Regions from separate parts of the Homo sapiens genome. Here region 2 is linked to region 1. A link is an interaction called in ENCODE POLR2A ChIA-PET data of the cell type or tissue named here. Cell type or tissue: B cell. All regions are shown on one strand. Links, peaks and the distances in the headings refer to the core of each region. The heading gives the core; the rest is flanking DNA. Region 1 overlaps ZNF75A (zinc finger protein 75A). Region 2 overlaps ZSCAN10 (zinc finger and SCAN domain containing 10).

Region 1 (2,500 bases), core at 1-2,500:
GGCCAGGTGCGGTGGCTCACGCCTGTAATCCCGGCACTTTGGGAGGCCGAGGCGGGTGGATCACGAGGTCAGGAGACCAAGACCATCCTGGCTAACAAGGTGAAACCCCATCTCTACTAAAAATACAAAAATTAGCCAGGCGTGGTGGCGGGTACCTGTAGTCCCAGCAACTTGGGAGGCTGAGGCAGGAGAATGGCATGAACCCAGGAGGCGGAGCTTGCAGTGAGCTGACATTGCGCCACTGCACTCCAGCCTGGGCAACAGAGCGAGACTCCGTCTCAAGAAAAAAAAAAAAGATAGGGCAGGTTATGCTACAGAAACACATAGCACCAATGTCTCAGTGATTTAACAGAACAAATGTTTATTTCTTGTTCTCACAAAGTTCACTATAGGTCTGGAGACTCTTGGGAATAGCCGCCCTCCATGCAGTGGCTCAGTGTTCTGGACTGCTTTGATTTCATGGCTGCTCTCTCTGTATGTGGTTCCATGATTAAGGCAGGAAAGGAGAGCACTGGCCTTGTACCAGCAAAAAAATAAAAAAAAAAATAAAAAAAAAAAAATGAAAAGCTTCAGCCAGAGGCTCACAATGCTCACAACTCATTGACCAAAACTATCTCATACCCGTCTTAGAGCAAGGAGCAGGAAAGCAAAACCATTCTTCTTACTGTTCACTGGAATACAAGTTCCATGAGGGGATGCAATTTTGTCTCTTGGCCACTCCTGTGTCCTCAGAGTATAGGACAGTGCCTGACACATCATAGGCCTTCATTAAATTGAACAGAATGAATGAATGTAGGGCCAGAAAGAAAGCCACACATGATCTGGGAGAAGAAACAGAATCCTGGAGGTCTTAAGTTAAGGTGGTGCTGGGTAAGAGCTATGTAGACCAGAGCTCCAGAGTTGGCTGTACTTAAGAAACAATTAGTATAGGCTGGGCACAGTGGCTCATGCATGTAATCCCAGCACTTTGGGAGGCCGAGGCGGGTGGATCACTTGAGGTCAGGAGTTCGAGACCAGCCTGCTCAACATGGTGAAACCCCGTCTCTACTAAAAATACAAAAAATTAGCCAGGCGTGGTGGTGGGTGCCTGTAATCCCAGCTACTCTGGAGGCTGAGGCAGAAGAATTGCTTGAATCTGGGAGGTGGAGGATGCAATGAGCTGAGATCACACCATTGCACTCCAGCCTGAGTGACAAGAGCGAAACTCTGTCTCAAAAAAAATAAAATAAGAGGTTTGGAAGAGGTCAGTTATTTAACCCCTTTCCTGATATACCTAAGAGCTCTAAAAGGAATGCACCTGAGTCACTGCTGTAGCTAAACAAGCAAGTTGTAAGAAAATCCATAGGCTATACAGACTTTTGGCAATCCATCAAATTTATCACCTGAGGCTGCTGTTAAATGCTGTGCTGGAAAGAACAAAGACAGGTAGAGCTTACAGGACAGGACAGAACAACATGGATGTAGATTTGCTCATCCTCGCCCAACACTTAGCACCAGTGCCCAAATCTTTTATTTAGGGAACCGTCTCCTGCTGACTACATGTCCAGGTCTCCATGCCAAATGAGCCACAGGATCCTGCCTGCAGCACACACACTCCAACTCCCATGGAAATTAAGTCTCTCATTCTTAACAACAAAGAAAAGCCAATTAAAAAGTAAACAAACAAAACTGAGAAGTTGATCTTAATTCCCACTAATTCTCTTTCAGGCCTTGGGCAAGTACTAATTTTTATAGCTGCTTTATCCTACTGACATTGCAAGGCAGGGATTAACAAGTCTAGTTTCTTTTATTGCAGAAAATTCTTTACATCTAATATATATTCCATGGCTACAAATTCCAACCCGTTTCCCCCATGATTCCATTAGAGATGTCTTCTATTTTCCAAACATCACCAATGAGAGGCATAAGACAGTGCATTAATAGTTCATCTGGAGATTCCCTAGTGGTGGTTAACAAGATTTCATCACAGTAAAAAACTGTGATAACAGGATCCAAGAGAAGTTGCCGAAAAGTTTAAGAAGGAACTCAAGTGATGTCCAACTTTGCAAACCGTGTCCAATGACAAAAGAAAGAAAATCCAATTTGGTTCCTGGAACACTTTACATTGTAATTCATTTCGGCCTCATGAGACTATGGAAATTGGTAAGCCTGCTACTGTGAAGAGAATGGTATGCAATTAAACATGCATGTTACTGCTTTTTGTTTTGGAAGACCATGCTGCCAATGTTTCTATTGGATGTGTTCAAAAATGACTGGAGAGATCAATACAAAGCCAACAATGTTTACTTCTGTGACCACAGAAGACTACTGAGTGGCTGCAGAGCAAGTCTTGATTATTTTCTGTGAAATGTATGTTTATCCCATTTTCTGATGTAAAATTTTTCAAGGTTTGTGATTTTTCTTTTACATAAATTTTAGTGCCAAGCTCCATTTGGTGAATGTCTTCAGAATGAGGACACTGGACAAGCTTCTCTTCACAGGTGGAGTTTCTGGTGTCTAA
Region 2 (5,448 bases), core at 568-3,067, 220 kb after region 1:
TCTTTTTTTTTCTTTTCTTTTCTTTTCTTTCTTTCTTTCTTTTTTTTTTTTTTTTTTTTGAGACAGGGTCTTCGCCTTTTATCCAGGCTGGTGTGCAGTGGCGCGAACATGGCTCACTGCAGCTTTGACCCCCCAGGTTCAAGCAATCCTTCTGCCTTGGCCACCCAAAATGCTGGGATTATAAGCATGAGCCACCGCATCCGGCCTCACAACACCATTTTTCTGATCATTTATCACAGACTTTTTCTGTCCTAGACGTTGTTACATGCTTTCCTTCGAGATGGCCAGAATCACTGCCATTCCCTAATTTCTGCTAACAGACACTGAAGCAACTTCAAGTGCTGGATGAACACTCATTGAACTAGACACAGCTCCTACTCCCAGGCCAGGCAGAGAAATACGCTCATCTGTGATTGAGGCACTCCATCGCCCTAGTGGGGAGAGATGGGGTGGGAGGATGGGGGCTGCCTGGAGTGGATGCCAGAGGGCAGGAAAGCGTAGTTCCGGCTCGGGGGTGGTTACACTCTCACACATGCAGGGGTTGAAATCTGGATTTCTCACTTTGTCTTCGCTTATCTGGCCCCACCCTGTCCCCATCCACCTCCCAAACTGGGAGCTTGAGGGTTAACGCTAGGAAGCCCCTCAACACCTGGATGGGATGGGACTGGGGCAGGGAACTTCCCGTTCCATTTTGTCAGAGTCCTTCCCCAGGTGGCTGAGGTTGGGAGATGCAGGGGAGCCGGGGTAGGGGTGAGGGGCTTGGAAGATACTGTGTGTTGCAGGGAGGTTGGGAGAGATGGGTCATGTTCTAGAATCACCTCCCCTCCTTCTCAGCGGCTAAGCTTAAAATCCCCCATTCTGTACCACAACACCACCCCACCTGAGGAGGTTCAGGGAACCCTCAGGCTCATATTAAGGGGGTACAGCAAACTGTCCAAGGCTCTCAACTAGGCCATCGTTACCAGGGAGAGGCTGCCCAAGGCTGAGTTACTTTTTTTTTTTTTTGAGACAGATTCTCATTCTGTTGCCCAAGCTGGAGTGTAGTGATGCAATCTCAGCTCACTGCAACCTCTGCCTCCTGGGTTCAAGAGATTCTCCTGCCTCAGTCTCCCGAACAGCTGGGACCACAGATGCATGCCACCATGCCCGGATAATTTTTTTTTTTTTTTTTTTGAGGCAGAGTCTAATTCTGTCGCCCAGGCTGGAGTGCAGTGGCACGATCTCGTCTCACTGCAACCTCCGCCTCCCAGGTTCAAGCAATTCTCCTCTCTCAGCCTCCTGAGTAGCTGGGACTACAGGCGCATGCCATCACGTCCGGCTAATTTTTGTAATTTTAGTAGAGACAAGGGTTTCACCATATTGATCAGGCTGGTCTCGAACTCCTGACCTCAGGTGATCCATCCACCTCGGCCACCCACACTGCTGGGATTACAGGCCTGAGCCACTGCACTCGGCCACTGGGTTACCTTTTTGCTGAGCCTTAGTGTCCTCGGCTGTAGAATGGGTCAGTGATGGGCCCAACAGAACTGTGAGTCACTGTTTGCTGCGGTGCTTGGTGTTGTAATCAGCAGCAATGAGAACAGTAATAGCTCGTGCTCATGGATGCCTACTGTGTGCCAGCCACTGCATGCTGGACAGTGCCCTGTGCCATTCAGGTGAGTGGAGTGGTGCTTCAGGCTTTCTTCACATCCCCCTACCTGGGGTGCCAACTGGGAGTGGAGGGTGGGAGGCTCTAGGAGAGGTTCACTTGTAGCCCTGAGGCTAGAGAACAGGAAGGGCAGAAAGCAGAGGGCAGGAGCCTGGATTTCCATGTCTATAAAATGACCCCTGCCTGAAATAAAATGTAAAAGAGACTCAAACAAAAATATGAGCCTGCTCTGCTCTGCTCAGAAAAGCTTAAATCATCCAGCCTCAATTAGTTGAGCAGGGCTGAACTGAGTCCCCTGTGGGTGGGGCCGAAATTTCGGAGGTTCCCCATGGGTAGTACTGGGCTACCAGACCAGGAAGGGGAAGCCCCACAGCCCTAGATTGGGAGGAGGTTGGGGGAGGATGTCAGTGCCTCCTGGTGGCTATAGATGACTTATTTTATATTTTTTATTTTTTGAGACGGGCTGGCACTGTCGCCTAGGCTGGAGTGCAATGTTGCAGTCACAGCTCACTGCACTGCAGCCTCAACCTCCTGGGATCAAGCAATCTTCCCACCTCAGCCTCCCAGGTAGCTAGGACCACAGGTATACACAACCATGACTGGCTAAATTTTTTTTTTTTTTTTTTGAGATGGAGTCTGGCTCTGTCGCCCAGGCTGGAGTGCAGTGGCGCGATCTTGGCTCATTGCAAGCTCTACCTCCCTGTTTCACGCCATTCTCCTGCCTCAGCCTCCTGAGTAGCTGGGACCACAGGCACCCGCCACTGCGCCCGACTGATTTTTTTTATTTTTATTAGAGACGGGGTTTCACCGTGTTAACCAGGATGGTCTCGATCTCCTGACCTGGTGATCCACCCTCGGCCTCCCAAAGTGCTGGGATTACAGGCGTCAGCCACTCAGTGCCCCCAGCAACTGGCTAAATTTTTAATTTTTTTTTTTTTTGAGACGGAGTCTCGCTGTCGCCCAGGCTGGAGTGCAGTGGCATGATCTCGGCTCACTGCAAGCTCCGCCTCCGGGGTTCACGCCACTCTCCTGCCTCAGCCTCCCGAGTAGCTGGGACTACAGGTGCCCGCCACCACCCGTGGCTAATTTTTTGTATTTTTAGTAGAGACGGGGTTTCACCATGTTAGACAGGATGGTCTCGATCTCCTGACCTTGTGATCTGCCTGCGTCAGCCTCCCAAAGTGCTGGGATTACAGGTGTGAGCCACCACACCCTGCCCTACATTTTTAATTTTTTTAGAGACGGGGGTCGTGCCATGTTGCCCAGGGCTGGTCTTGAACTCCTGAGGCTCAAGTGATCCTCCTGCCTCAGCCTCCCAAAGTGCTGGGATAACAGGCGTGAGCCAGCCCCGCTAACCTTTCATTTTGAAAATTCGAAAACATCCAGAGAACTTGAAAGAGCAGTGAAATGAACATTCATATATGTATCTCATATATCAGGCCCCTTCTCCAAACTCTTCAGCGTCTTCTAAGAACTCAGCCATTTCCTATATATTACAAGACTAGACTTTCATCTCAGAAATGGGTAGTCATACTGTTATCATCTAGTATCCCCACCATACTCACCATTTTCCGACTGGCCCCAGGATGTCTTTTAAAGCCTTTAAGAAAAATGAATGAGGATCCAATCTAGGTTCACCCACTTAGTTGTGAGGACTCTTTGGGCTCCTGTCCACCAGCGCCTCCTACAGGCACTTACTTTTTATGACACTGAGTAACTCAGGCCAATTTCTTTGAGAGATGGTCTGACTTGTTCCATATTCCCTGCAAGGCCCTAAACATTGGAAGTTGGATCTAAAGGCCACCATTAGGTCGGGCGGGGTGGTTCATGCCTGTAATCCCAGTACTTTGGGAGACCGAAGCGGGCGGATCACCTGAGGTTAAGAGTTTGAGAGCAGCCTGGCCAACATGGTGAAACCCCATCTCTACTAAAAATACAAAATTAGCGGCATGCGGTGGCGCGTGCTTGTAATCCCAGCTACTCACGAAGCTGACGGACGAGAATCACCGGAACCCGCGAGGCGGAGGTTGCGGTGAGCCGAGATCTTGCCATTGCACTCCATCCTGGGCAACAAGAGTGAAACTCCATCTCAAATAAATAAATAAATAAAGGCTGGTTGGATTGAGATTAGGTATTTTTGGGCTAGGCACAGTGGCTCACGCCTGTAATTCCAGCACTTTGAGAGGCTGAGGCAGGTGGATCACTTGAGCCCAGGAGTTTGAGACCAGCCTGGGCAACATAATGAGAACTCGTGTCTACAAAAAATAAATAAAATTAACCCAGCATGGTGATATGCACCTGTAGTCCCAGCTACTCGGGAGGCTGACGCGGGAGGATCACTTGAGCCCAGCAGATCAAGGCTGCAGTGAGCCGTGATTGCGCCACTGCACTGCAGCCTGCGTGACAGAGTGAGACCCTGTCTCAAAAAAATAAATAAATTACTTAATTAAATTAAAAATTTAAAAAACAGGCTTGGTGCAGTGGTTCACGCCTTAATCTCAGCAATTTGGGAGACTGAGGTGGGCTGATCACTTGAGGTCAGGAGTTCAAGACCAGCCCAGCCAACATGGTGAAACTCTTGTGTCTACTAAAAATGCAAAAATTAGCTGGGCGTGCTGCCACAGGCCTGTAATCCCAGCTACTGTAAACCCAGGCTGAGGAATGAGAATCGCTTGAACCTGGGAGGTGGAGGCTGCAGAGAGCTGAGATCATGCCACTGCACTCCAGTCTGGGTGATATAGCAAGACTCCATCTCAAAAAAAAAAAGAAAAAAAAAAGCTTTAAAAAACAAACTTTTTTGGCCAGGATCCATCTTGATGGTGCCATGTGCTCCCAGTGGCTACATCAGGAAGAAGGGAAGGGCAGGGTGTTTCTCTTTCAGGGATGGTCACTTTAATCACTTGGGAAAAGTGATGCAAATTTCTTTTTTTTTTTTTTTTGATCTGAGTCTCGCTCTGTCACCCAGGCTGGAGTGCAGTGGCGCGATCTCGGCTCACTGTAAGCTCCGCCTCCCAGGTTCACACCATTCTCATGCCTCAGCCTCCCCAGCAGCTGGGACTAAATTAGCCTGGCTAATTGTTTTGTATTTTTAGTAGAGACGGGATTTCACCGCGTTAGCCAGGATGGTCTCGATATCCTGACCTCGTGATCCACCCGCCTCGGCCTCCCAAAGTGCTCGGATTACAGGTGTGAGCCACTGTGCCCGGCCAAGTGATGTAAATCTCTAAATGCTTTAAGGAGGGATGATAATACAGAACTGTCAGTTTTCTCTGGCCTTTGCTTTGTTGGTAACCCTGAGACCGGGGGCTGTCCTGCCCTCGTGAGCCATTACCCAGTGAGAAAAGCGATTCCTCTGGGTCTGCGTATTGGGTGTCTTTTAACATGGATGACCCAGGTATGGGGCCAGCTTCCTCGCAGCAGATCCTAACCCAGGGTGTTCACCTTCGCAGGTGTGGGAGGAGAGGAGAGAGACCCAAGAGCGGGGCTGGCGTTAGGGAGGCATCCCCGCAGTGAAGGATGCTTGGAGAATCAGTCCCAGCTGCCGTGGAGCAGGAGCAGCTGGGGGAAGTCAAGCTGGAGGAGGAGGAGGCTGTCAGCCCAGAGGACCCCAGGCGACCAGAGTCCAGGCTGAGGCCCGAGGTGGCTCACCAGCTGTTCAGATGCTTCCAGTATCAGGAGGACATGGGGCCACGGGCGTCCCTGAGCCGGCTCCGGGAGCTCTGCGGCCACTGGCTGCGGCCGGCTCTGCACACCAAGAAACAGATCCTGGAGCTGCTGGTGCTGGAGCAGTTCCTGAGTGT

What was found. ChIA-PET counts read pairs that join two places held together with the same protein. Peaks named below come from ENCODE experiments on the same cell type or tissue, not always from the same donor. Only the 100,000 strongest peaks of a DNase experiment are listed, where the experiment ranks them.
Region 2: POLR2A ChIA-PET joins it to region 1 with 16 read pairs; 2 of 35 experiments call an interaction of 5 or more read pairs at or near these places.

The regions. Positions count from the first base shown.
Region 1 is chr16:3,317,844-3,320,343 of GRCh38, reverse strand. ZNF75A (zinc finger protein 75A) reads right to left here. Exons shown (of 7, transcript NM_001302109.2): 7 at 1,493-2,500. The coding sequence ends at 2,475. Among named protein-coding and RNA genes, the nearest start is that of ZNF75A, 14 kb to the right of the region's middle. In B cell, for the core only: no CTCF peak of the experiment used is centred there; no DNase peak of the experiment used is centred there; H3K4me3 peaks cover 633 bases.
Region 2 is chr16:3,092,654-3,098,101 of GRCh38, reverse strand. It overlaps ZSCAN10 (zinc finger and SCAN domain containing 10), which reads left to right. Exons shown (of 6, transcript NM_032805.3): 2 at 5,098-5,448. The coding sequence starts at 5,165. Among named protein-coding and RNA genes, the nearest start is that of ZSCAN10, 3.9 kb to the left of the region's middle. RefSeq lists silencers at 3,361-3,430, 4,922-5,115 and an enhancer at 4,801-5,388. In B cell, for the core only: a CTCF peak has its summit at 2,068 (motif pointing left); a DNase peak (open chromatin) is centred at 2,011.